Linked DNA regions of Homo sapiens: all the other regions are linked to region 1. A link is a loop called in an ENCODE intact Hi-C map of the cell type or tissue named here. Cell type or tissue: mammary epithelial cell. All regions are shown on one strand.

Region 1 (8,000 bases):
TGCCCAACCTCACAATTTTGGAACTAAACAATAAAGTAATAGATGCAAACCTATTTGATAGATTTAGAAAGTTTTATTTCTAATACTGTGGGGTATTGTTGTTTTTGTTTTTATGTAGTCCCAGTCATGAAAGATTGTATATGTGTGTATATATATGTACCTATACATATTTAAAGGTATATATGTATTTTAAAAATACCTAATTATATAAATATAACATATTTATAAATGTGTGTTATATATCAGGTATTTATATGTATACTGATAGGTACATTTATATACACAGAAATATATAAAATATATGTCTACATATACACATGTGTATGTATATGTATACAAGGTAGCCACTGGGCCTTTGGAAGCAAGGCCTTTGGAGCCTAAAGAGTGCTATGCCATGCACAGAGAAACCACTCAATCACAGGTGCTGATAATTCCCAGGACTACCACCAGCCTCGCCTTTGTGCTGACAAGACTTCCTGATACGTCCTCAAGGATGATCAAATGAACTTCATGACTTGTTTCTGTTTCTGCCCTTGGACGACTTCTGCGGAAATCATCTCTAGGTAAGGGATTGTTATAATTTAGGATCTTTGAGATGAAGGGCACCGCTTCATTGATTAGGGGGACACAAGATGGAAATAAAGATTTTATTACTTACAGGTACTGGAGGTTACACGTCATGCCCAGAGGGCACACACTGAAGGCAGGGAGCACACGAAGACAGAGAGAGAGAGAGGAATCCACGCACTAATGACTTTACTGGGTCCAGGGTGTTATCCAGGCAGGTCTCCAGTGGGAGTTTTACATGGTGGGTTTAGCGAGCAGGCATGAGTTCAGGAGGTCATGCTGCGATGAGCGGTGGTCGCTGTGACACATCTGCACAGTCTATGTGGGCTGTGGGAGTCAGCAGGGCCTGCCCAGCAGGCTATATCTAGCTGTCACTGGGCAGGGGGTCACCAGGAGGAAGTTGTATAAGGCAGATATCTAGATGGACCACACTGGGGGACTGGGTTTGGGAGTATAGAACTAGAAACTGCACCAAGAGTACCTAAGCCCTGCTTCTGGTATGAGAAAGTTAAATTTATATTCAAAATGCATGTTGAGGCAACATAGAATAAGAATTCACTTCAGGGATATAACCTGGAGGTTAGCATGGGGAATGGGATGCCCTGGAGAACCACGGCCACTTTCCCAGCTCTCAGACAAAAGCATTCACATGGATGTTATAGAGTTTCTTAGAAGGGCCACTGGCAGGAACGGCCCTCCCTGCGCCCCCGCGAAGCCCCCCTGGTGCCCCATGAGGAATGGCCCTTCTCAGTAGCTCTTTTCAATTCCTCTCCATCCCAGGTTACCTCTACGGCATTGAAATTCTCAGTGACAGAGAAGTTCTGGGCTCTTCATCCCTGTTTTGGGGCAGGGAATCTCTCTTTTGGCCTTGGGCTGTCCCTAGTAAGGAAGGAGCTCTAACAAGGCTTTTGTGTGTGTGTCAGAAGACGGCCCGCCCGGCAGGAGCACAGCAGCTCTGTTGTGGGCCCAAGAGGAAGCTCTGTAAGAACAGTCTAAGGGGAGGAACAGGGGTTGGTGGACGTGCTGCTAAGTCACATTAGGGGATTCCAGTAAACACAGGAAAAGAATGTGGTGGTTCCCCTTCTTGCACAACAGCCTAGAATGCACTTTCCATACAGTGCATCCTCAGGAAGGATTAAGAAATAAGGAATTAAGGACATGGTTTTAGGCCCTCATTTCTTTGCTTCTTAGAGCTCTTCTTTCCTCCCTTATCTTGGGGTTTTTCAAGGTATTCAAAGTCCAAGGTTGAAGCTGGGATTTAGGAAGGTCACTCTGGGTTTTGTTCAGCTCAAGGTACACCTTGTCTTAGGTATTCAAGGGAGTTCAAGAGAGGGCAGTGGCAATGGGCTGAGAGAACATCTACCTTCATCCTCATTCCCCTGTTGCCAGCAGCGAGATGACCAATGCTGGCTGTAGATATGGTTACCTTTGGTCCCCATGGAAGGTCTGCAGGCCTGGAGGTGCAGGTGTGGGACATCAGGGCACCCCCCTGGCACTACCATTTTGTTCTTCAGGGCTCCTTTTCCACAGCTTCTGGAAAGCTCTTAGTGTTAGAAGGGAATGGTCTTTGGACCACTGAGAGACAGAGGTCTGCATTGAAGTCTGAATCCTGCTTCTGGTTAGCCCTGGGACCTCAGGCCATTTCCGACATGTCATCCCCTCCCATTCCCCTGTTTACCTGTTGAATGGAAACACTCTGTCAATTATAAAGTATTACACAGAGTTAAAATATTATTGTTAAGATTTGGTGATTACATGGAGGTTAGCTTGATTTCTATTGAGCACATGTATATGTGGTGGGAGAAGAACTTCAACAGGGAGTTAAAGGTCAGAAAATGTAGTATATGTGCTGTGGAAGCGAGCACAAGTTCAGAAAATTTAAAAAGGCGGCTGCTGGCCAGGCGCGGTGACTCACGCCTGTAATCCTAGCACTTTGGGAGGCTGAGGCGGGTGGATCACATGAGGTCAGGAGTTTGAAACCAGCCTGGTCAACATGGTGAAACCCCGTCTCTACTAAAAATACAAAAATTAGCTGGGCATGGTGGCGGGCGCCTGTAATCCCACCTACTTGGGAAGCTGAGGCAGGAGAATCACTTGAACCCAGGAGGCAGAGGTTGCAATGAGCTGAGATTGTGCCACTGCACTCCAGCCTGGGCGACAGAGTAAGACTCTGTCTGAAAAAACAAAGATGCGGCTGCTGACAGGCATAGAGGGAAAAAAGAGCAGAGTGGATACTTTTCACAGAGTGTGATCAGTTATATAGACCAGAGGGAAGAAATTGGGGGACAGAAAGGGGGAAAAGCTATCTGGGCCTTAAGTTAAAATCTATGAGAGATGACTTTTTTAGTGGGAGGAGCTGGTGACTTAAAAACTCTCTCTGCCTACAGGGGCTCCCATTTGACTGTTAGAGACTTTTTCCTTTGGATGAAACATGGTTCTTTCACCACAATTCTCATTTAAAATATAGATATTTCTTGAAGGGGTAACATGTTAAGCTATCTGTTCCTTTTCCTGTTCATTTTCCTACTGACAGGGGCAGCCTGGGTAAAAGTGATGACACAGAATTATCTGGAAAGGGAAAATTGAAATCAGGATGTGGAACAGAGGACTTTAGAGACTCTTCTTCATCACTTTGCTTAGGTTTTAGTTTCACTGGGATTTGCTGAGAGGACAGGGAATGAGTGTCCCAGGGTGTCTGCCTGAGACTGGAATTGAGGAAGGGGTGAAATGTTAACCAGAGAGCTGGGAGGGCAAATCCCTGGTATCCAGAAGCTGAATAGCACTTCTGTTCCCTCACTGTATGCTATTGAGTGTGTTGGCCCAGCATGGTGGAAACACCGCATTCCCAGGCTGAGCACCTCATGCTTCTGCAGAGAAAATGCTTTTCCGCCTCAGCTTGTGTCACGCCAGATGCACTCTGATCTCAGAGGGAAATGTGTGCTACTGGTAATTAATAAATAACCTATCACAGTTTACAAAAACCTTTCAAATCCAGCACGGCATTTGGTTCTCATGTGTTCCTCTCAGGGTGCTAGATGAAATTCTGACTCTAATTCCTCTAGTAGATGAGGAAATGAGAACACGGAGTTTCTTAAGATTACTCACTTGGAAAGTCATGGAGTTACCCGGAAGCAATATGGCTCGCCCTTGCACCAAATCTCACTGTTGACAATGACGATGGTGGGTGCTTCTCTTACTAGAATATCAGTTTATTTCTCCAGCTCTTCTCTGAGGAAAATAATACCCCTGAGGACAAATTTGAGGCACTGTTATGTGAAATGCTGACTCCCTGAGAAGGAAGGGAACGTTGGAAGCCGAGAATGCTTGTGCAGTTCCTCTCATGCTGCAGTTTTCTGGTGCCATCTGCTGCTCTGTTCAAGTAATGGCAGACGAATGGCTCTTGGTTGAAGGAAGGCAATGGTTGTAGTGAAGTGCGTCTTTAGGGTAACAGAATTGAGTTTTTATCAAACTGGGGTGTGTGTAGGTCATTGTACTCATTTCAGTGGTTTATGAGGACTTTTTAAAAGTTGTCTTTTCCCAAAACACTAGGATTGCAAGGAAAGATCTGATGTGCAACTTATGGTATGCTATGCTATTAATTATATCAATGAATAGTTGCATGTTAAGAGAGATAGAGAGAAAGAACAATAATTCATTCCAAAGGAGGGAGCCCTCCAGTAGACTCTGAGCTATTTGAGGGTAAGAACCAACTTAGTTATCTTCGTACCACTAACCTACCAAGTGCCTGCCACCAGTTGTGGGCACCAGTGAAATATATGCTCATTCTGTCACTGATGGTACAATTTTGGGTACAGTGGCATATGCATGAGACTACGTACATCCGCCCTGGCCAGCAGTCTTCTCAGAACATGAGTGAGTTAGGGAATTCTTCTCTTATTTCCACAGAGGCAGGTAGCCTGAGCATGGGGGATATACACCTTTAAGAGACAAATACCAATCCAGTTCTTTACAAAGGACAGGGCTGGATTTTGTTTTTAGAGGCCAGTTAAGGAATGTGAAAAGATGACAGCATTTAATCCATAAAATGAAGAGAATGTGACATAATCCATTTGTAGGCCCCATTCTTAATATCCACAATTAGTATTAGAGACAGGGACTCTAGCCGAGGGATGGGGCAGGAATAGGTCCTAAGTTTAGGAAAGTTTCCAATGGGGCAGAGATTCCCAAGATATATCTCTTGCCTCTAATGAGAAGATACAGAAGGGAGACTTGGAAACAGTTTGTTCTTTGGACATCTTGCTCCTGCTAACCACCTGTGTAAGGCATCGCCAGGCGTCCCTAGCCCTAGATTTCACCCAGCTACTTCTTGTGGGCTGTGGGGAGGGTATGGAGCAGCATCTGCTAATGTGGAATCTAACATTCACGTAGAATGGCTTGAGGCCTTTCTGTTAGGAAGTGGGAGTATCTCCGAGGAGGCAGAGTCTACAAGCCTAAAATGAGAGTGAAGATATTTCCCCTTCATTTTATTTTTACACTTAATTCAGCAAACAGCTATGTGCATGAACAGGTGTGTGAGTTAAAATATGCCTTTACATGTGACTATTTAAAGGAAACTTAATTCTTTTGAAAAGCAAAGAATCTTTTTGCAAAGTAAATAATCATGACACAATTCAATTGATAATCTATGAGTTAGCTAGGATGTATTCATTAAAAGGTCTTTGTTGTTACCCACATTTTATATGTTTAAGGGAATATAGAAGGACATTTAGTCTTAGACCAATAAATGGATTAGCTGGTAAGTATTGAGGCAAAAATACATGTTCTTATTTATAAAATTATAAGATTATCTATACAAAATTATATAATATTAACATTATAAATATACATTATAAATTGGTTTCCAGATCAACTCTCCAAAATCAATTAAATCTATGATACAGATGAAATCATAACATTTGTAACTAAAACAAGTAAGAAGAATGCTGATAGAATGTTCAAAATTATAAAGGAGATAAAAATATTGAGTAGAAATATGTGTTTAGTTCTCGTTAAGATGTTTGAGTAAATGTTTGAGTATTAAAAACACAAGAAGAGATTTTTGTAAAGCTTGAAGAACTCCAAGAATTTGAGATGTTGGTGCCTTGATTCTTGTGGCTAATTCAATCTAAAACCGTGTAGCTTTCCTGTCTGGGTAGATATATATATTAGCTTTTACTTATGAATTAGGCAATTTCTCTCTCAGAATTGAAACAGAGGAAGTAAGGAGAGATTTCCCTGGACTTACTAGGTAAGATCTAGAAGACAAAGATGGAGGAATAGAGTTGGACAAAAATATGTATGGGTGTGATCTTGGTCTGTGAGTGATGACTGGCCTGTAAGTGGAAAAATTAAGAAAATCAGCTCATGAGAGTTTGCATACTTCCCTGATTCCTGAAAGAAGAGAATCTTTATCTGCTGGAGTTTCCATGTTGACTGACAGTCATATATGTTAAAAGGAGAACAACATTTTACATGTTTAATGACTTTTGGAAAGTCATTTGCAAAGTTTTTTTTTTTCTTCACACAGCAACATTATACAGTGGTTTGGGAAAGGAATTTCAATTCAGGAATTTTATTTAAAATCAAAATTCAATTGCCTTCCCTAAACTCCTTTAAAGTTGCTATTTTTTATTCTGATACCACCAGTGAAGGGCCTAACTCAGGCTTCTCAGGATGACATCCCAATAAAATCCCGTGGCAACCAAGCTCTTCGCGACAAGTACTCAGCCGCCTTTCTATCTCTGTGTGTGTCGAACAGGCAGACAGCCGTGAGTCATCAAATACACACTGGGGTCATTTGGGAGCTAATCTTTATAAAGATGAAAACTGCATCTGAATGTTTATTGTTGTCTTCACTTCAGTGCAAGATAAAGAAGCTCCGTCAAGTAACGCAGTGGGCCCTCAAAGTGTGGTCCTGGGACCAGCCATGTCAGCATCACTAGAAAACTTGTTAAAAAAGCAGTTCTCCAATGAGCACACATGGACACAGGGAGGGGAACTCACGCACTGGAGCCTGTCAGGGAGGCGGGTTGCGGAGGGAAAGGGAGAGCTCAAGATAAATAGCTAATGCATGCTGGGCTTAATACCTTAGGCAATGGTGAAGCGGCTACGTTACCTGGGGTATATATCCTGGGGTTCGTTGTGGTGCGCCAGGAAAATTTAGGACACAGACACACATGAGGAGTTTAGGAGCAGAGGTTTAATAGGCAGAAGAGAAAAGGAAGATAAACAGCTCTCTCTATAGGGAGAGGGGTCTCCGAGCGGAAAGGACCCAGCCAGCGGTAAATGTGCCAGGTTTTACAGTCAGATTTGAGGACGTGGTGTCTGATTTACATAGGACTCACAGATTGGCTCGATTAGGTACGATGTTTACATAGTGCATGGGGAAGGCTGGTTCCCCGCCCTAATCTTATTATGCAAATGGGCTTTCCAGTTCATTGGGGACATCCTGTCTGCTCCTCACTGTACACATGGCTGACAAAGAGAAGGGAAGATGGAGCTGCCATCTGAACATGTCTAGTCCCTAGTTCCTGCCAGGATTCACCCATGCAAGCTCCCAGCTTGCTTATTTATGTCTGCAGCTTGACTTTACAGGCTACTCTGTTAGAACATGATTTTGGGCTGCTTTTCATTAAAAAAAAAAAAAAGGTCTTACCGTGGACTCCCATAACCCTTACTATCTGCCTAAGTGATTTCTTCTTAACTCCTATATCAATGGGCTGACAGGTGCAGCAAACCACCATGGCACACGTTTACCTATGTAACAAACCTGCACATCCTGCACATGTATCCTGGAACTTAAAATTAAATTAAAAAATTAAAAAAAAAAAAGCAGTTCTTGGGCCCCATTCCAGACCTCTTGAATCAGAAACTTGGGAAGGAGGGTTCAGTAATCTGTGTTTTAATACATCCTCCTGGGGATTGTGATGCAAGCTCAGTATTGAGAACCACCGAGTAATGTGTGAATGAGGTCAGGAGAGCTAAAGAAGTAGGCTAAGGGGAGAAGTCAATTCAGGCTAATTCACTCCAAAACACCAACGTTATTATATATCTGAAAGAAAATTGAAAGGAATCTTAAGAATGATCTTCCTCAGGGTTAGGAAATAAACTAAACACAGCCTGAGGAACAGTGGGAAAGGATGGTGGATACTACCACCAATTTTCTCTTGGGGTTGAAGCTGGAAGTGTTAATCAGGTCTACCATACCTTATCTAAAATTTCAACGTCACCAAAGCTCTGGCAACTGAGAATTTTACTGTAAGTTTGGTACCAAAACTCATTGGTGGCAAAATCTAACCAGAGTTCATGTGAGGCTTTACATTCATCATATTTATCCCACTTCGAGTGAATATTCATATTTTGCTTTAATTATCAACTTAGTTGTAGGATAGCTCTGCTGGGGAGGCAGTGGGTCTGAGAGCCACTACTAAGGA
Region 2 (8,000 bases), 920 kb before region 1:
TTTTCTTTTTCTTTCTTTTTTTTTTTGAGACGGAGTCTCACTCTGTCACCCAGGCTGGAGTGCAGTGGTGCGATCTCAGCTCACTGCAAGCTCCGCCTCCCGGGTTCACGCCATTCTCCTGCCTCAGCCTCCGGAGTAGCTGGGACTACAGGCGCCCGCCACCGCGTCGGGCTAATTTTCTGTATTTTTATTAGAGACGGGGTTTCAACGTGGTCTCCATCTCCTGACCTCGTGATCCGCCCGCCTCGGCCTCTCAAAGTGCTGGGATTACAGGCATGAGCCACCGCGCCCGCTGTTTCAGTATTTTCAATACAATTTCTCATTCTTAATGTCTATAGTTATAATTTTTTTCTTAATTAACATTACTAGACTTTCACACGCTATATATATGTGTGTATATATATGTGTATGTGTGTATATATATATATTTGTGTTTTTTTTTTGTTTTTTTTTTTAGACTTAGTCTGGCTCTGTCGCCCAGACTAGAGTGCAGTGGCGCGATCTCAGCTCACTGCAAGCTCCGCCTCCGGGGTGAATTCACGCCATTCGCCTGCCTCAGCCTCCAGACTAGCTGGGACTACAGGCGCCCGCCACTACGCCGGGCTAATTTTTTGTATTTTTAGTAGAGACGGGGTTTCACCGGGTTAGCCAGGATGGTCTCGATCTCCTGACCTCGTGATCCGCCCGCCTCCCGCCTCCCAAAGGGCTGGGATTACAGGCGTGAGCCACCGTGCCCAGCCTGTATGTGTATATATATATATATTTTTTTTCAAAGAATTAGCTTTTAGATTTATTGAGAAATTGTACTATTGCTTTCTCTGCCGCTCTTGGTGCTGCTTGTATGCTCATTCTGAGAGGTGGCAGCGTGCTGGCAGCCTCGCAGCCCTCGCTCTCTCTAGGCGCCGCCTCCTCGGCCTTGGCGCCCGCTCTCGCGGCGCTTCAGGAGCCCCTTCAGCCCGCCGCTGCACTGTGGGAGCCCTTTTCTGGGCTGGCCAAGACCGAAGCCGGCTCCCTCGGTTTGCGGAGAGGTGTGGAGGGAGAAGCGTGGAGGGAGAGGCGCGGCTGGGAAGCCGGGCTGCGCGCGGCGCTTGCGGGCCAGCGCGAGTTCCAGATAGGCGTGGGCTCGGCGGGCCCCGCCCGTCGCAGCTACTGGCCGGCCCCGCCGGCCTGGGCAGTGAGGGGCTTAGCACCTGGGCCAGCAGCTGCTGTGCTCGATTTCTCGCGGGGCTTTAGCTGCCTCCCTGACGATCGCCGCCCCCTGCTCCACGGCGCCCAGTCCCATAGACCGCCCAAGGGCTGAGGAGTGCGGGCGCACGGCTCCGGACAGGCAGGGAACTCCACTTGCGCCCCCGGTGCAGGATCCACTGGGTGAAGCCAGCTGGGCTCCTGAGTCTGGTGGGGACTTGGAGAATCTTTATGTCTAGCTAAGGGATTGTAAATACAGCAATCAGCACTCTGTATCTAGCTCAAGGTTTGTAAACACACCAATCAGCACTCTGTGTCTAGCTCAGGGTTTGTGAATGCACCAATGGGCACTCTGTATCTAGTTAATCTGGGGGGGACTTGGAGAATCTTTATGTCTAGCTAAGGGATTGTGAATGCACCAATCGGCAGTTTGTATCTAGCTCAGGGTTTGTAAATACACCAGTCCACACTCTGTATCTAGCTAATCTAGTGGGGACCTGTAGAACTTTTGTGTCTAGCTCAAGGATTGTAAATGCACCAATCAGCACCCTGTCAAAACGGACCAATCAGCTGTCTGTAAAACAGACCAATCGGCTCTCTGTAAAATGGACCAATCAGCAGGATGTGGGCGAGGCCAGATAAGAGACTAAAAGCAGGCTGCCCGAGCCAGCAGTGGTAACGGGCTAGGGGCTGGTTCTATACTATGGAAGCTTGTGTTCTTTTGCTTTTTGCTATAAATCTTGTTATTGTTTATTGTTTGGGTCCACACTGCCTTTGTGAACTGTAACAGTCATTGCGAAGATCTGTAGTTTTACTTCTGAAGCCATCCTAGACCACGAACCCACCGGGAGGAACAGATAACTCCAGACAGGCCGCCTTAGGAGCTGTAAAGCTCACCGCAAAAACATGCAGCTTCACTCCTGAGCCAGTGAGACCACTGAACCCACCAGAAGGAAAAAACTCCAAACATATCAGAACATCAGAAAGAACAAACTCTAGACATGCTGCCCTTAAGAACTGTAATACTGCTAGGGTGTGTGGCTTCATTCTTGAAGTCGGTGAGACCGAGAACTCACAAATGTCAGACACAATCCGGTGCAGACTTGATACCTGTTTTATGAAGGGGCAGCTGAGGAGACTCTGGCGTTTCCCATGGCCTACGAAAAGCCCTAGGAAGGAGTCGAGCCTGAGAACAATGATCATATTAATTTGAAGGGGGCGGGGCGGTTCTGGGGTGCACTTTAAGAGGTATGCACCACTTAGTAAACTAATTAAAGCCTATTGTGAATGACAGGGATTGTCAATGAGGCAGGTCAGATTCTGATTTGATGGGCAACCCATCAATGAAATAGATAACACCTACACAGTTGGAGGATGAAGATACAATCGATATGCTCCAACAGCAGACAGGAGGTGTTTCCTGAAGAGAGAACCTGGTTCTTCACTCCAGAACTGTTAACTTTAAAGACCAAGATTACATTCGCAATTAGAAAACCGATTTGGTTCCACCACATCGTGAGTACTATAATATAGCTTTCTCTATTCTTTCATTTCCCCCTTCCCCATTTCTTTATTGTACATAACGTAACTGGTGTATGTGCACAAGCATATTCCTTTTTTTTTTTAACCAAGCAGCCAATGGTATGTTTCGATTGACATCAAGTGGTGACGGGATGGGGAAAAACACTGAGGCTGTGGAAATACCCCATTTTCTCCATTAGTGGCATGCTCAGTCGGCTCTTACGTTTATATTCCAGTAAGTTATTTTGCTCTCACTATTTTAACAAAAAAATAAAAAAAATCCTTGCATACCTTGTTCAGTTGGAGAATTTTAATGTTTTTCATTTACCATTGTAAAACCAAGGACAATTTTATACTTTTTTGTACGTAGCTGTTACGTGTAGGGCAATCTGTCTTTAGGGATAAATTACTCTAAAACAAAGAATCCTAGTTTTCCCTTCAAGTTAAGCATCTTGTTTAAACTCCTTGTTTTAAATGAAAAAAAGTATTATCATTCTGGTTTCTAATTTTTGAATTTTTGATGGCTGTCTCATTTATTTTCTTTGTTTTGCTTTTGTAGATAATCCTACAGGAAATACGCTTGACTTGTATTGCTCTATTCTAGTGCTCATATTTCTGTAAGGTAGATTTCTAAAAGGATTAAGGATTCACAAGGCTCAGATATTCTGAATTTGGGTGGATGCTGCCTAATTATCCTTCGAAAAATGTCTAAGCCTATACTTCCACAAATGACTGAACCTGTTTTTCTCCAAACCTCGTCAACTCTGGATACCACCTCTCTTAGTCATTTTTCCAGTCTGATGTGCAAAAACATGACATGGCCTATTTAAGTGCATAAAATTGATCAAGAGTGAGGACAGTCTATTGAATAAAAAAGATAAGTTCTCATGGTTAGTAAGAATAAAATGAGCCAGGATATTAAACATGGAAGAGTATATAGGCCTGTGAAAAGAGGGAAAATGAAGAAACCAGGAGAATTGTGGAATTTTTTGAGTGCAAGAAGAAGGGGGGCCTCTGTTTGCAGGAAAATAGAATAGGAATAATACAAAAATTTTTAATTAAAAAATAGAGAAAGGGGAGCCAGAGTAAGTGGGAATTTGATGAGGTTTAGTTGAGGTTTCAGTTAATGTCCTACGTGTGTACAGCTTCAGACTGGCCAGGCATTGGGTCTCCACTTCATGTCAATGATAAGATGATGTAATAGAGTAAGTCTTAACGAGGAGGGTAAGATCAGCGATCAGGTTGGTGGGCTCCACCTTGCAGGGAGGTCAGGAGGAGGTATGGGATGAGTGCTGGGTGACACAGGCAAGGGTCAAATTCTAAGGGAAGAAATTGCGTTAGGCACAGAAGGCCTAAACTGACGTGCTCAGGAGCGTCTGTGGCTGTTCCCTCTGGATTCATTGTTTCCAGGTCTAAAAAAGGAAGGAGCAGCAGAAGCAACTCAATGTTTTTTTATATTTGTTTGTACCAACACTATATTTTACAAATATTTACGTTTGTCTTTCATAATAGCCTTCTATTGCTGACTGGACCAAAGCCAAACTCAGCCTCCCTCCCTGACCTTTCTGCATGATGTCACCCTTTCTAGCATCTACCCACGGCACTCTCTTGTTGGCTTCCTTCCTCTCGTATGTCACAGTCATTTTCTTCACACACTCGACTTATTTTCAGTTTTTTAATCTCATGCTATCCCTACCCAAAGCAATGCTTTCTCTTGGCCCCAATCTCATATTTCACAAGTAAAATCCAATCCTAATCTAAAATAGTCTTTCCTTTTGCCAGAATATCATGGGCGATGTACTTCTATGAGCATATATCTCAGAGCTGCTCCACAGTCTTCTATTAGTATAAAGCGGAGAAGGCTGAACAGATTACTTTAAGGCCCTCAGCTCTGAAGTTGGGTTTTGGAGCCTGTGGTGTTCTTAGCTTTGGAAATTCCTCCACCTACTGGTTGCCTAAAATCCTGTCTGTTCACATTATATAATGAGGTTCGCAGTTGTTTTATGAGATCGGCCTATTTTTAAGAGTAACACGGGCCTCTTGTGAATGATGACACATTTCTAAGTCATTTCGAATTCCTAAAATAAAATTAAAAATGTGCTATAAAGAAAATATTTTCTTATAATAGAAAATGTTTTCAAGCAGATGACAAATTTCTTAATGCTTTTGAACAACCATTAGGGGGCAGAAAATCATTACACAGTATAGCAATTCAATCCACGTTAGGCTGGAGAAGAGAAAGCCTATTTTATGTGTATTTCCAAAAGTTAGTACCAAAATCAAGTTATTTTTCAGTGTAATCATTGATTTGGTGCTTGGGTATCTTATTTACAAAAGAAGCCTTCCGTAGTGGCTTTATTTTTTACAACTTGCTTCCTATCAGTGTATCAAATCAGATGAACCTTACTCTGAAGGAAACACTTTAGAGACCAATGTGACATCTTGGGGCAGGGTTGCCATATATGACTAGTAAGAATAGTTGAAATATGTTGATAAACTAAAAGTAAGTTTATCTCACTAAAAATTAGAGAAATTCATAACAAAACAATAGATTTATGGCTGCCCAAGTTTCAGGAACTCTCTTTTCAGTCACCCTATCAAACGATGGGTTCAAGCGTGGTTAAAAATAGTTCGCTACTTCTTTAACAGCTTCTCTTCCCCCAAAAAACAACTCCTTAAAGATTAGAATGCAATTATTTCTACTTCTCACTTCCATTCCCCCATCAGCCAGCCTTTCACCTCTCACCCCATGAAACTTCCCAATGAATGCCACCCTTGACTTCCTAATGGCCGAATCCAGGTTCTCTAATTGGAAGGATGATAAACAAGCACTTGCTAATTTAAGTTTAAGAGAAATTTATTAAAAGTATATCACAAGCTGGATACAGTGGCTCACGCCTGTAATCCCAACACTTTGGGAGGCTGAGGTGGGTGGATCGCTTAAGCCCGGGAGGTCGACACCAAACTGGCCAAAATGGAGAAACTCCGTCTCTACAAAAAAAACACACAAAAATATAGCCAGGCATAGTGGCACTTACCTGTAATCCCAGACACTTGAGAGGCTGAGGTGGGAGGATCACCGGAGCCTGGGGAGGTCAAAGTTGCAGTGAGCCATGATCATGCCACTGCACTCCAACCTGGGAAGCAGAGCGAGACCCCATCTCAAAAAATAAAATAATAGGCCAGGCATGGTGGCTCACGCCTGTAATCCCAGCACTTTGTGAGGCCAAGGCGGGCAGATCACGAGGTCAGGAGTTCGAGACCATCCTGGCCAACATGGTGAAACCCATCTCTACTAAAAATACAAAAATTACCCAGACGTTGTGGCAGGCGCCTGTAATCCCAGCTACTTGGGAGGCTGAGGCAGGAGAATCGCTTGAAACTGGAAGGCAGCGGTTGCAGTGAGCAGAGGTTGTGCCACTGCACTTCAGCCTGGGCAACAAGAGTGAAACTCCGCCTCAAAATCAATCAACCAATCACAGCTCCTGAAATTAAAGGAAGCATAGGTAGCAAGAGTTAATCAACACTCTTATCAGATAAGGGCCCTCTGCTGGCACTACATTTATTCCATCCTTGGATCACTTGGCTCAAGTTTCCAAGTCCTCATAAGTCAGTCCAATCTGCTGAGCTCGGGCCACATACCCACCTGGTGGCTTGGAGTGAGCAGTGCAGAATGCCCTGAGAGTCTTAGCACAGGTGCACACATTGGGGGAAGAGTTAAGTGGAAATTCTCTCTCTCCAAAAGAAGGGGGGAAAAAAGAGGTAGTGTGGTCAAAAGAGAAAATGTCCACCACAGTTTTCATCCTTCCTGATTTCTTTGTGGTTTTCACACCAGATGTAACTCCTGTGATGGTTAATTCTATGTGTCAACATGACTGGCCAAGGGGCACCCAGATTAAACGTTGTGTCTGAGTGTGTCTGCGAGGGTGTTTCCAGATGAGGTTAGCATTTGAATTGGTGAATTCAGTAAAGCAGGTTGGCCGCCTCAATGTGTGTGGGCATCATCCAATCTGTTGGGAGCCTGAACAGAACAAGAAGTGGAGGAAGGAGGAATTCTTCCATTTTTTGTTTCCTGCTTGCCTGCTTGAGCTGGTACATTGGTCTTCTGACCTTGGACTGGGAATCACACCCATATATATACACATATACATACACATGCACACCCATATATATATATATACATACGCACACCCATATATTTACACATATACATATGCACACCCATATATATACACATATACATACACACGCACACCCATATATATACACATACGCACACCCATATATATACACATATACATACACACCCATATATACACATACACACGCACACCCATATATATACACATACACGCACACCCATATATATACACATACACGCACACCCATATATATACACATACGCACACCTATATATACACATATACATACACGCACACCCATATATATACACATATACATACACACGCACACCCATATATACACATATACATACACACGCACACCCATATATACACACACACGCACACTCATATACACACACATACACACGCACACCCATATATATACGTATATACATACACACGCACACCCATATATATACACATATACATACACATGCACACCCATATATATACATATACACACTCGCACACCCATATATATACACATATACATACGCACACCCATATATACACATATACATACACTCGCACACCCATATATACACACATATACATACACACGCACACCCATATATATACACACATACACACGCACACCCATATATATACACATATACATACACGCACACCCATATACACACACACACACACACACACACACTGTATTGGTTCTGGTTCTCTGGAAAACCCTAACATGACTCCTTTCTTATGGAAAGTCTCTCTTCCCACTCAATCCTACTTTCCTACCGACCTCACTAACTATTCCTTCTCCATCTCTGTTTTTTTTTCTCTGTTCTTGGCTTTCTTTTCTTGTTTCATTGTTTTCCATCTACTTGTCATTTCAAGGGCCATCTGTATGCCTATGACTCTCTCAATCTGTATTCTTTTTTATTTTAAAACTTTTTTTGCTTTTGCTTTTTTTCTCTTCTTTATTTCTGAATGATCAATCTGTATCTTTACAGATGCAACATATTCAACAGCTGGTGTCCCTTGGATGGCCCACCAGCACCCCACTGCCCCACTTCCACCCTCTTGCTCTCCCTTCCTCTGCCTTCTTCATTTCCATGAACGGCATCACAATCCACTCACCCAGTCATCCAAGCCACAGAC
Region 3 (8,000 bases), 160 kb before region 1:
TATGGAGCTTTTTGAGATGGGGTCTCTGTCACCCAGGCCGGAGTACAGTGGCGTGATCATAGCTCACTGCAACTTTGAACTCCTGGGCCGAAGGGATCCTCCTGCCTCAACCTTCTGAGCAGCTGGAACTACAGGTTCATGCCACCATGACTCACTGATTTTTAAAATTTTCTGTAGAAACAGGGTCTCGCTTTGTTGCCCAGACTGTTCTATGGAGATTCTTAAAACTCTGCCCACTGCAGCCTACTACACTATTTTCTGTAGGTTTTGTTACAAATTTGCTTCATAAAGCTTAAAAATGCAAAGATCAAGTAGTCTGGAATTAATTTGTAAGTGACATATAAGTTCAGACTTCCTGTCAAATTTGACTTCCTCTTCTATTTTTAAAATTTCACTAGTTTTTACTATATATTTTGGTGGTAACTTTGAGAGAAACACTTTGAGAAAAACATATTACCTCTCCCAAGAGTTTACAAAGAATACATATATCACATTTTAACAGTTAATGAAATACTTTACTCATACTTAAACTCATTTAACCTTCACTTAAATCGATTTAAAGTCTCACAACACGTTCGTAAGGTTAAACATTATTATATTGATCAACTTTTTATGGATTAGGAAATGGAGATGTAGGAAGGTTATGTTAAAAGGGAAACTTTAGAAAATTAAATTCAGCAGAGCTTAATTGAGCAATGGATGATTCAAGAATAGGGCAGCCCCCCAAAACCCGAACAGGGTCAGAGCACTGTGGCCTGCAATATGGTCAGGTGGCATTTATGGACAGAAAACAGGAGTGAGATACTGAGACTGCTGGATTGGTTGCAGCTCAGCGTTTGCCTTAGTTGAAGATGGTCTGGTCAACTGGCTCCCTGCGATTGACTAAAGCGTGGCTGTTGTGGTTGGCTGAGACTCAGTGATTTATTATAAAAGTATACAGATGAGGAAAATGAGTCTTAGAAAGGCCAATACGTTTCCTAGGAAACCATGGCTAGTACGTGATGGCACAGTGATGCTCAGTAGGAACTCCGACACAACTCTCCAGGGTTTCTTTTTCTTTTTTTTTTTTTTTTTTGAGATGGAGTGTCGCTCTGTCACCCAGGCTGGAGTGCAGTGGCACGATCTCAGCCCACTACAACCTCCACCTCCCGGGTTCCAGCGGTTCTCCTGTCTCAGCCTCCTGAGTAGCTGGGATTACAGGCGCCTGCCACCATGCCTGGCTAATTTTTGTATTTTTAGTGGAGATAGGGTTTCACCATGTTGGCCCGGCTAGTCTTGAACTCCTGACCTCAGGTGATCCACCTGCCTTGGCCTCCCAAAGTGCTAGGGTTAGAGGCATGAGCCACCATACCCAGCCAACTCCTGGGTTTCTTAGATGAGTGTCTTTAAGTGAGATGCCTCTCTTATGTCCTTTCAACTAAGCAAGGTATATAGGTGCCAGATGAATGTGAATGTGAAAAGACACTTGAGTGTTTGCTTGAGTGTCTAATTAAATTCCCTTTATTTTTATGGCTTTAGACAAGGATATTCACAAATGCATGTGAGTTTGGTTTTCACCTTAGGCAACTTCCATTCTTTTCACAAATGTTTATTGAATATTTATGTTCCATGCAGCATACTAGGCACAGTAGTGAACCAACTGTAGACACAATCTCCCCTCCTGTGACATATTTGTCTAGAGACATAGACAAATAGGTCTTTAAATACCATGTACTATTTGCTCTCATGAGGATTTGTCCAATTTGGGAGAAAGGTTAACTTCTTTAAGCCAGTAGGTGTTTTCCATAACATTTTTTTTTTGAGAATTCACCAGATTTATTGCCCATGGATGTACATCAAATAGTTCTTAGAAACAATAGATATGTTTTTCATTAGATATGCCTGAGAATGTACTAAACATTTGGTGGTGTTTCTTCCTTTGAACATTAAGTGAGTTTCAAGCAGGTATTGCGTTGTTTGCCAACAGAGAAGTCATGCTCAGCCTAGCACATAAAGGAGATTATGACTTTATAATATATGAAGGGAAAACAATAGGTATGGATTTTAAGTAGATAACACTAAAGATGGGAAATGTAAGTACAATTCCCTTTGAAGCAGTGTTAAATTACAAATGCTGTCTACTATTATTTCTTGGATGAAGAAAGTAAAAAAAAAAAACTTGAAACATTAGTTCTGATTTTTCCGGTATACATCATCTACTTAGCCCTACATGTCCAGGGAAGATAAAACATACAGTGGAAGGTTTGAAAAATAATAAACTCATCCGTTGATTTCAATCAGGTAATTAATTTTTTGGTAATGCTTGCTTTACAGATTTGCAGATAAATCATGGCAGGAACTCAATAAAAAAGAATGAAGTGTAGGACAATTTTAAATATTATTATTTATTGCCATCAGTGAAAGTCACTACCTGTGTTTCCTTTTGTTCACTGGACCCTCTTTTAGGCATGACTGCATATCACCTCCTTATCTGCTCTCCTCACAACTGTGATGCTGTCACTCACACTTGACCCAACCTACTTGCTCTTGGCCTTATAAGGGAATGCATGTCTGGTAGAAATCGTAGCATCTCTATCTCAGCTTTGGTTAAGGGTGGAATTCATCTCCAGAATTGTATACCTTCCAGTACTACTTTATGCTGTTGGGCCCAAAGCTGTCCATAACCCACACAACACCACCCAGTGGCTTATGTTCTAGGATCAGAGCTATAAAATCCAGAAGGCTCATGATGCTGCAGGTTCTTTGCCAGCCCATCTAGACGTCCCTGCTACCGTCTGAACTTTTATGTTCTTCCAGAAATCTTATTGTTAGCCAGGTGCAGTGGCTCATGCCTGTAATCCCAGCATTTTGAGAGGCCAAGGCTGGTGGATCACTTGATGCCAGGAGTTGGAGACCAACCAGGCCAACATGGCAAAACCCCATATCTACTAAAAATACAAAAATTAGCCAGGCATGATGGTGCATGCCTGTAATCCCAGTTACTCAGGAGGCTGAGGCATGAGAATCGCTTGAACCTGGGAGGCGGAGGTTGCAGTGAGCCAAGATCATGTCACTGCACTGCAGCCTGGGTGACAGGCTGTCTAAAAAAAAAAAAAAAACAACAACAAAACACTCAAAATCTTATTATTGAAACCCTAACCCCTAAGGTGATGGTATTTGAGGGTGGGACCTTTGGGAATTGATTAGAGTATGGGAGCAGAGTCCTCATGAATGGGATTCATATTCCTATAAAAGAGATACCAGAAAACTTGCTGCTTCTGTCTTCTGCCTTGTGCAAACACAATAAGAAGTCAGTACCTATGAGCCAGAAATTGGGCCCTCACCAGACACTGAGTCTGCCTTGATCTTGGACTTCCCAGCCTCCAGAACTGTGAGAAATAAACTTGTTGTTTATAAGCTACCCGGTCTATGGTATTCTGTAATAGCAGCCTGAATGGACTAAGACTCTCTACTTCTCCACTTCTCTGGGATTTGTTTTTGTGCATCTAGTCCTGGTTTTTTTTTTTTAGACTCTTTCTGTTTAGCTATTGGGCACAGAGTCCAGTATTGCTAAGGCCTCAGTGTTTGCCCCAGGGCCTGGCAAATAGCATTGGACCTCCAGAACCCTGGAGCTCAGGCAAATTTCCTTGAGGCTGAACTATAGTGTGACTCTTCTTAGATGGGTTGTTTGGGATTGGCATCACGTGATGTCCCTAAGCAGGTAGATAGGAAAAAGCTGATGTTTAACAGCCATTTACCATTGTTTTCCCTAAAGACAGTATTTTCAGGCCACTGGCCAAATGCTTAAAACTCCTTGGAGTAAGGCATTGGGTTTGCAGCTCCTTTCTCCCCCTGTGCCACTACTCAGGAAGAAACCTAAGGCAGGACAAGGAAATTGTGTTGTGTTTCCCTGCATGAGTTAGAGACATCAGATTCTTTTTAAAGGCAGCATCATGTCTTGTCATTCCTTAAAGTGGGTGGACCTCAGCCACTTGTCCTGACTTGTTGAGATTTGCACTGAGAAGCAGTATGTCTGAATGAAACTCCTGTCCTCTACTGAGACCTCAGGAAGCCCTGCCTTTTCTCCGAGCCAAAGATCTCCACAGCTCCACCACCTCCAAGAATCCTTTTACAGCCAGCCGCAGTCACCCTCTGCCCGGCCTCCTCTCGCCCCAGCACGCACCCCCACAACTGGCTGTTTCTTCAGTCTCCAAATCAACTTGGAAGGTTTCTTCGGCTGCTTTATTTGTTTTTCTTTTTTGCATGGTGCTCTGCACCATGCAAAACAGTTTGGTTCTCTCCATCACTGAGTGAGGCAGTATAGTGTGTTCATGACAATAGGATTATATCTGACTTGCAGATTAAGTGAAATAATATACGTAAAGCCCCAAGCCCAGCACTTGGTATACATGGTAGGGATGTAATAAACACTAACTTGCTTGATTCTTTCTCTCTCTGTCTCTCTGTGTGTGTGTGTGTGTGTGTGTGTGTGTGTGTGTGTGTGTGTTTCTGGCAGCAAGTGATGTGTGGACAGGCTCTTCAACTTTTGCTTGGTGAGCAGCATGATAGTGTTATGATTAAGAGAGCAGACCTTGGTCCTCTACTGTTTGGGTTCAGATTCATTCTCTAGGTAACTTTGGCTTTGACTAAGCAAACTTAGTCAATTTACTTAGCCTCTATGCCTCCGTTTTTAAAAAGTCTGTAGAGTTAGCACTAAGAATAGTTCCTAGTCATAGCACTGTTATGAACATTAAATTAGTTAATAGATGAAGTGCTTGTAATACCATGTGCCTGGTATGTAGCACTAAGTGTTAAATCTGGGAGAAATGTCCTGTTGTATTAGTAATAAAAGTGGGACCACAGAGGCCATGTTGTATAAAGCAGTGGGCTTTCATTCCTATGCAGCATTAAGGGAGGTGAGTTCCGTCTCTTTGGGAAGACCCAGGTCATATTGGAGCTAAATTCATGGAATAGGGGCTTCAAAACTGGAGTCAAAAATCCCTTGAGTTGTCTCAAAAAAAAAAAAAAATCCCTTGAAGCAGCTTTGCTGGGATCAGTATTTCTGACTCAGTTGAGTAAGACAGACACATTTCTCAAACCCCATCATAAGAATCACCTGGGGCACTTATCAGACACACCGACTAGGGCCTTGCCCCAGACCTACTGAATCAGAGACTTCAGGGAGGGGCCTTGGAATCTGATGTCTAACAACCCACACAAATAGTACCACCTGGAAACACTAAGTCGCCTGGGAAGCTTAAGAAAATGCCTGTTGCCTGGGTCTCATGCGCTGGATGTTCTGATTTGATTGTTTTGGGGTTTTGGCATACAGGCATGGGACCTTTTTTTTTTTTTTTTTTTTTTTTTGAGCTTCTCCACTGTATCTAATGTAAGCCAGGGTTGAAAACCACTAAAATCCTATATAAGTCAGTATTTTTCAGAATCTGTTGGGGGTGCGTGTTAAAAATGTAGATTTATAAGCCCCAGCCTGCTGAATTGGACTCCTGGTAGTTGGGGTAGAATGAGGGTGGGAATAGAGGGAGTGAGGCCCTGGAATTTGCATTCAAAACACTTTCCATATGATTTTTCTGCATGCAGGACTTTGAGAGCTACCTGCTGAATAGTGGTTTCCCTTAGTAGGCATGTGTGAAAATAGCTGAATGAATGACACCTAATCATTGCAGTATTTCCTTTTCTTCTCAACCAATCTGTTAGAAATTTCTTTATTCAAGTCAGGTGCAGTGGCTCACGCCTGTAATCCCAGCACTTTCAGAGGCCGAGGCAGGCAGATCACTTGAGGTCAGGAATTTGAGACCAGCCTGGCCAACATGATGAAACCCTGTCTCTACTAAAAATACTAAAAGTAGTCAGGCGTGGTGGCAGGTGCCTGTAATCTCAGCTACTCAGGAGACTGTGGCAGGAGAATCACTTGAAACCGGGAAGTGGAGGTTGCAGCGAGCTGAGATCAGCCACTGCACTCCAGCCTGGGCAACAGAGCAAGACTCTTGTTTCAAAAAAAAAGTATTCATGTACTGTAGGGAAATTCATTACCTTCATTACTTGCTCTCTTTTGATTGGTATAGAGTTTCTAGTAGTTGCTTCATTTTTAATATATTCTGATTTACCCTGGCAGAAATATATGGGAGTTTTTTATTTACATTCCTGGCCATGTGAAGGTATCAGTTCAGATGATGAAACCTGATCAACATACCACAGAACACGACTGGCTGAACAGGTTGTGTAGTTCGGCACAGAGTAGCTGTATTCTCAAGGCTGTTAAAGCAAGGGTCTGACACCACTAAGTGTTAGTAGTGGGTTGATATCTATTATGGAAATGGATATGTAAAGCAGCCAAAACCCGATGGCATGAAATAGTTACATAGTCAACCTCTCTTGAGATCTAATTCATATTCCACTCACCAATAAACTCTGATACTTGGACTTCCCATATAGCTTGTCTAGACCCTTGCTGTTTAAAGTGGGGTCCATGGGCCAGGAGCACTGGCATCACCTGGGAACTTGTTAGAAATGGAGACTCTCAGACCCCACTCCAGCAAGCCTAGCATGTTGGGTTTGCCTGATGATGTGGCATCCTGTTTTTCTATATCATACTCATTTCTATTAGTGTGAGTCAGCATCCATGAGTTTGATTAACGTCAAGACACTGATGAAGTCATTGCTGAGCTTGTGAGGCTGAGAGCCGACCCTGGGCAGAGGTGAATTTATCAAGAGAATATCCCTAAAGGGGTGGCCCATTGGCTGCCTTCAGGTGACCTCCCTTCTTGTGGGGTGTACTTTAATTTTAGCATTGAGACCCACTACAAATTGCCTCAGATAACAGCAGGGGGCTCATTTCCATTCTGGCATGTGCACTCCAGTGAACTCCCCTTGTTCCCAGATGCATGAACATGCTTCCTCAAGCTGCTTTTCAGCCAGCCTGGACTTCAGCAGTTTGTGAGAGTCTTTGCAAATGGTGAAGAAAGAGTCTTGTTGAAATCCTATTCGGTACATCTGTCTATGAATTATTATAACTTTTTTTCAGGCTGGGTACCGTGGCTCACAACCATAATCCCAGTACTATGGGAGGCTGAAGGTGGAGGATTGCTTCAGTCCAGAAGTTTGAGACTGGCCTGAGCAACATGCAAAACCCCATCTCTAAAAAAAAATAAAAAAATAAAAAAAGCCAGGCATGGCGGTGCACAGCTGTGGTCCCAGTTACTTGGGAGGCTGAGGCAGGAGGATCACTTGAGCCCAGGAGGTCGAGGCTGCAGTGAACTTTGACTGCACCACCGCACTCCAGCCTGGGTGACAGAGCTAAAAACAAACAAACAAACAAAAACAACAAGGATTTTTTTTTTTTTTCATTTTAAAGACTACTTATTCAGAGCAGTTTTAGGTTCACAGCAAAATTGAGAGGAAAGCATATGGGATATTCCATATACTCCCTGTCCCCACACATTCATGGCCTCCCCTGTTCTCAGTATTACCCACTACCTCTGGTATGCTTAATAGTTTTTAATTGAAGTACATGATTTATTCACACTTCGTTAGTTTTTTTTAAGATTAAGAACATTTATTGCATTTATTTTCTTTTTTTTTTAAATTTTTTTAGTATTTATTGATCATTCTTGGGTGTTTCTCGGAGAGGGGGATTTGGCATTAGTTTTTACCTGATATCATTTTTCTGTTCTAGGATCCCATCCAGGATACCATACTCTATTTAGTCATCATCCTTCCTTAGGCTGATCTTGGCTAAGTTTTTCAGACTTTTCTTGTCTTTGATGACGTTTTAATTTTGGGGAGTACTTTCAGAGTATTTTTAGACTGCCCTTCCATTGGGATTTGGAATTTGTTGGATGTTTTTCTCATGATTAGATTGGGGTGCTAGGATTTTAGAAGGAATACTGCAGCAGAGTGTCTTTCTCCTCACATCATATCAGGGGTACCGACTACCTCTTTAAAGACAATATCTTCAAATACAGTCACATTTTGAGGTGCTAGGGGTTAGGACTTTAACATGT

What was found. A loop is a pair of places that touch in the nucleus more often than their neighbours do. Peaks named below come from ENCODE experiments on the same cell type or tissue, not always from the same donor. Only the 100,000 strongest peaks of a DNase experiment are listed, where the experiment ranks them.
Region 2: a loop joins it to region 1, with 17 times the contacts of the local background. A loop is called at or near these places in 10 of 110 quality-filtered maps.
Region 3: a loop joins it to region 1, with 4 times the contacts of the local background. A loop is called at or near these places in 7 of 110 quality-filtered maps.

What each region holds. Positions count from the first base shown.
Region 1 is chr6:18,500,244-18,508,243 of GRCh38, forward strand. LOC105374955 (a long non-coding RNA gene) reads left to right here. Exons shown (of 4, transcript XR_926549.3): 2 at 422-563. Among named protein-coding and RNA genes, the nearest start is that of MIR548A1HG, 19 kb to the right of the region's middle. In mammary epithelial cell, a CTCF peak has its summit at 3,930 (motif pointing left); DNase peaks (open chromatin) are centred at 1,608 and 3,738; H3K27ac peaks cover 791 bases.
Region 2 is chr6:17,579,697-17,587,696 of GRCh38, forward strand. It overlaps LOC102724591 (a long non-coding RNA gene), which reads right to left. Exons shown (of 5, transcript XR_007059485.1): 4 at 7,980-8,000; 5 at 6,095-6,191. It also overlaps the pseudogene SUMO2P13. Among named protein-coding and RNA genes, the nearest start is that of FAM8A1, 17 kb to the right of the region's middle. In mammary epithelial cell, CTCF peaks have their summits at 4,680 (motif pointing left), 4,880 (motif pointing right) and 6,349; a DNase peak (open chromatin) is centred at 4,645; H3K4me3 peaks cover 817 bases.
Region 3 is chr6:18,337,296-18,345,295 of GRCh38, forward strand. No RefSeq gene overlaps it. Among named protein-coding and RNA genes, the nearest start is that of RNF144B, 46 kb to the right of the region's middle. In mammary epithelial cell, no CTCF peak of the experiment used is centred here; DNase peaks (open chromatin) are centred at 3,986, 5,136, 6,196, 6,626 and 1 weaker place; H3K4me3 peaks cover 341 bases; H3K27ac peaks cover 4,692 bases.